2 separate regions of the Homo sapiens genome follow, and region 1 is linked to region 2. Evidence: read pairs that join two places in POLR2A ChIA-PET (ENCODE). Cell type or tissue: Panc1. All regions are shown on one strand.

What was found. Peaks named below come from ENCODE experiments on the same cell type or tissue, not always from the same donor. Only the 100,000 strongest peaks of a DNase experiment are listed, where the experiment ranks them.
Region 1: POLR2A ChIA-PET joins it to region 2 with 7 read pairs; 4 of 35 experiments call an interaction of 5 or more read pairs at or near these places.

Annotation. Positions count from the first base shown.
Region 1 is chr12:63,981,704-63,984,203 of GRCh38, reverse strand. It overlaps SRGAP1 (SLIT-ROBO Rho GTPase activating protein 1), which reads right to left. Exons shown (of 22, transcript NM_020762.4): 2 at 62-257. Among named protein-coding and RNA genes, the nearest start is that of SRGAP1, 140 kb to the right of the region's middle. In Panc1, no CTCF peak of the experiment used is centred here; no DNase peak of the experiment used is centred here; H3K27ac peaks cover 1,486 bases.
Region 2 is chr12:63,883,485-63,885,984 of GRCh38, reverse strand. The region is part of intron 1 of SRGAP1 (SLIT-ROBO Rho GTPase activating protein 1); the gene reads right to left. Among named protein-coding and RNA genes, the nearest start is that of SRGAP1, 40 kb to the right of the region's middle. In Panc1, no CTCF peak of the experiment used is centred here; no DNase peak of the experiment used is centred here; H3K27ac peaks cover 367 bases.

The DNA.
Region 1 (2,500 bases), 98 kb before region 2:
AGGTGGCAAAGGCAGTATGGATATCACCCTTGGAAAGGTGAATTAGATTCAAATCTCTTACTTGTATTGTTGATGATCCTTAGTGCTTCTTGTTTTTGCCATGAACCTTTCTGCTAACTTCTCTAGATTCCGGGAATATTCCGTCTCAATTTCAGCTTTTTTTCGGAAGAAATCTTGCAGATCCTGGAGAAGCTGAACTCGCATCTCCGTTTGCTGCTCCAGGCATTTTTGTTGTTCTACCAGTTGAGCTCGAATTTCTAAGGAGAGAAGAGAAGCCAATGGATGGTTACATTAAAATTAATGAGGTATGCTGGTATGTGCAAGATATAAGTCACGAAATATATATAAATATATATATATATATATATATATATATATATATATATATATATATATATATATATATTTTAAATGTATTTATTTATTTATTTTTGAGATAGAGGTCTCGCTCTGTTGCCCAGGCTGGAGTGCAGTGGCGCAATCTCGGTTCACTGTAACCTCTGCGTCCCGGGTTCAAGTGATTCTCCTGCCTCAGCCTCCTGAGTAGCTGAGACTACAGGCATGCACCACCAGGTAATCCACCCGCCTTGGCCTCCCAAAATGTTGGGATTACAGGCGTGAGTCACTGTGTCTGGCTATGACTCCTATTATTTATTTAGCTCTGTATTGGACCTTTGTTAGAATACTGTGTCCAGGTTGATTCTTAAAATAAGTTATCTGCTGACCCTTTAAAAGAACAAGAGGAGCCTCAGGAAAGAATGTAATAAATTAGAATAAATATGTGGGTTACATTTGTAATGCCACAAACACACAACGAGCCATGAGGGGAAAGAATGAAAGCCTTTCAGATAACAATTCGTAACATCTTTGGGTAGCTGGAAACACTGCAATTTTTTCAACAGCACTCTACCTCAGCTATCCCTTTTGAGTTTGAATGGCAAAGAAATAAGCATCATTTCTTCCAGGCTCTGAACCATTACACATTTGCCATTTGGCACATACAGAGACTGACATCTGGTAATTTTTATTTAGTGCATAATTTCTAGTTTGTAAAACACATAGCTTCAGGGCTTATAGGGATGCTGTGCCTAAAAATAACTTCTTTCCATAGCCAAATAATCCATTCATAACAGTGCAGTCCTCAGATTCCAGTATATTATTCTGTTCACAACAAAAAGGCCTCTTCAGCTGGCCTTCACCTTTTACGCATTGTTCAAAATAATACCCTTACTGACACATTTAATCCTCAAAGAATCCTCTGATAATTTTAATACATTAGGAACATGAAAGGTGGTCATTTAGTGATTCAGCAAAAGCTCAAAAGCAAAAATGTGGCATGCAAAAATATGTGTAAATGACTGTAACAAAGAAACGTGTGTTTTGGAAAATGAGATACAGTAACTAATAACTACCGACTTGTTTTTGTTCTAAGACCTAAGTAAGGCTAAGCTCCAAAGACAAGAACATCATGCTGGAAAACTTCTTCATTTCATCTTTCCCAGTGTCCGTGCATTTCCCAAAAAGTGAAGGCTGAATCTAATTCAGTGGAGTTAGTAGAAATCAATGTCCAAATAATGTCTCTAAATTTCTTGCTATTCCTCTTAGATAGAGAAGGCCAGTACTGATAATATATACATACATACACTTGACCATGTTTAACCAAGTTCATTAACAGCAAGTTCACAGCAAGTCCATGAATAAGGTGGTCAGGTTCTGAATGGGGAGTCAGGAAATGTGCTTAATTTAAAAATAACTAATAATAACTCAGTGTTTACTATTCTGTGCCCTAATGAAGTAGGTTTTAGTATTATCTTCCATTTTACAAAGAATAATTGAAGTTTAAGGAGTATAAATACTTTATCTAAGGATTTTAGCCAGTAACTGGTACCCCTGGAGACTTTTGACCCTGATCTGTCAGTCTGACTAATCAAACACTTCCCATCCTTGTTTTTTTTTTCTTTCTTTTTTTTGTTTTTGTTTTTGTTTTTGTTTTGAGACGGAGTCTTGCTCTGTCTCCCAGGCTGGAGTGCAGTGGCGCGATCTCGGCTCACTGCAAGCTCCGCCTCCCGGGTCCACGCCATTCTCCTGTCTCAGCCTCGAGTAGCTGGGAATACAGGCGCCTGCCACCATGCCTGGCTAATTTTTTATATTTTTAGTAGAGACGGGGTTTCACTGTGTTAGCCAGGACTGTCTCGATCTCCTGACCTCGTGATCCGCCCACCTCGGCCTCCCAAAGTGCTGGGATTACAGGCGTGAGCCACCGCGCCCGGCCAAACACTTCCCATCCTTCTATCCATCAAACCTTTTTTCAGGCACCTATACTGTGCCAGGCTTGCATACCGGCAAAGAAGAAACAATAACTAATGAAACAAGATCTCTGCCCTCAATAAGGTCAGGCTTCAGATACTGCTGTTTCTGGGGAGTCCTGGGGGAAAACAGGGAAGAATTTCTCAAGTGTCCTTGCTTGGTCTCTCCACCTCTAGATTGCAGGATTTTATTA
Region 2 (2,500 bases):
ACATATTATCCATGATCAGTTCGGATATGAGGACATTTGAAATAGCAAAATGCTTTTCTTCCCACCGATGATTCTACATAGCACAACAGCAGGAGAAAAGTGAAAGTTGGTCTCTGTGATATTATGATTTTGTGTGTGTGTAGGCATTCATCCATGGTTCCTGGCTCATAACTTCCAATAGCCCTTGGTGCAGTCATTTGTTATAGCCTTGGGGCACTTCAGGCATCAGGAGCAGACCCTAGAAAACAGAATCTCTCTCTCTGAACTTCTCCTGTTTTTCTTCTACTTGCCCAGGCAGGACTCTAACCTGATTGTGGGTCAAAAAACTCTCATTCCTGAGAGGGTCTTGCCCCGTACCTTCAAGGAAAGAATGCTGTACAGAGAGGCCAAGAAGAATTTAAACAGACAAGCCTTGCTGGATTCCTCCACTCAGTCTGTTAGTCTGAGATCATACCCTTTTTGTTCAATCACATTTCTACATGGTTGTCAATCATGCCTATGTAATGAAGCCTCCACAGAAACCCAAGAGAGTGTGGGGAGCTTCTGGACAGCTGAACATGTAGAGGTTCCTGGAGCGTGGTGCCCAGGGAAGGCATGGAAGCTCTGCGTGCCTTACTCCATACCTCGCCCTTGGCATCTCTTCATCTGTATCCTTTGTAATATCCTTTATAATAAACCAGTAAGCGTGTTTCCCTAAGTTCTGTGAGCCACTCCAGCAAATTAATTGAACCAAAAAAGGAAAGTCATAAGAACCCCAAGTTGAATCTGGTTGGTCAGAGGTTCTGGAGGCCTGGACTTCCTGGTGTCTGCTGCTTGTTGGTGGGGAAAAACTCTCACACATTTGGTCACGGAAGTCTTCTGTGTTGATTGTTGTAGTGTGAGAGTAGAGGAAAAACAGTTTGAGAGTTTTTCCTAAACAGCCTCCATAAACTTTAGTGGATTTTTAAAATCTACTCAAATAAGAATGGTGGGTGCGGTGGCTCACGCCTGTAATCCCAGCACTTTGGGAGGCCGAGGCGGGCGGATCACGAGGTCAGGAGATCGAGGCCATCCTGGCTAATGCGGTGAAACCCCGTCTCTACTAAAAATACAGAAAAATTAGCTGGGTGTGGTGGCGGGCGCCTGTAGTCCCAGCTACTCCGGAGGCTGAGGCAGGAGAATGGCCTTGAACCTGGGTGGAGCTTGCAGTGAGCCGAGATCGCGCCACTTCACTCCAGCCTGGGCGACAGAGCAAGACTCCATCTCAAAAAAAAAAAAAAAAAAAAGAATGGTGGTGACCAGAGACTGGGAAGCGGGAAGAGGGGAGAGGTTGGTCAATGGGTACAAAGTTACAATTAGGTACGGGGAATAAATTCTGGTGTTCTACTGCACAGCAGGGTGATTACAGTTAACAGTAAAATACTGCATGCATACTACCAAATAGCTAGAAGAGAGGCTTTTGAATGTTCTCACCACAAAGAAACAATAAATACATAAGGTGCTGGGCGCACTAACTACCCTGGCTAGATCATTATACAACACAGGTATGTACTGAAACATCAAATTGTACCCAATAAATATGTATAACTACAATGCATCAATTTAAAAATATACAAAATTTAAAAAATCTACTCAAACAATGTAGGAATCCAAAAGGATTTATATTCCACTATGACATGTAGACGTCTCAGTGACTAATGCTCTCCATACTTCCTTTTTTTGAGTCGGAGTCTTACTCCATCACCCAGGCTAGAGTGTGAAGTGGCATGATCTCGGCTCACTACAACCTCTGCCTCCTGGGATCAAGCGATTCTCCTGCCTCAGCCTCCCGAGTAGCTGGGATTACAGGCATGCGCCACCACACCCAGCTAATTTTTGTATTTTTAGTAGAGACGGGGTTTCACCATGTTGGCCCGGCTGGTCTCAAACTCCTGACCTCAAGTGATCCGCCCGCCTAGCCTCCCGAAGTGCTGGGATTACAGGCGTGAGCTACCGCGCCTGGCCTGCTCTCCTACACCTTATTGCATGCATTGAAAAGCATTTCCCTTGGCCGGGCACGGTGGCTCACGCCTGTAATCCCAGCACTTTGTGAGGCCGAGACGGGCGGATCACGACGTCAGGAGATGCAGACCATCCTGGCTAACATGGTGAAACCCCGTCTCTACTAAAAATACAAAAAATTAGCCGGGTGTGGCGGCAGGCGCCTGTAGTCCCAGCTACTCGGGAGGCTGAGGCAGGAGAATGGCGTGAACCCGGGAGGTGGAGCTTGCAGTGAGCCGAGATTGCATCACTGCACTCCAGCCTGGGCGACAGAGCGAGAATCCGCCTCAAAAAAAAAAAAAGAAAAAAGAAAAAAGGATTTCCCTTTAAAGGAAATGTCAAAATAGAGGTATACCTCCTGGATTGATGAACAAGTCTTGGGTAGGGCTGTCAGTGTGAAGACATATTCCGGTACCAGAGGCATTTTTACATGTTCAACAATTTTGTATATGCAAAATGTCAATATTTAATTTTCTTTTTT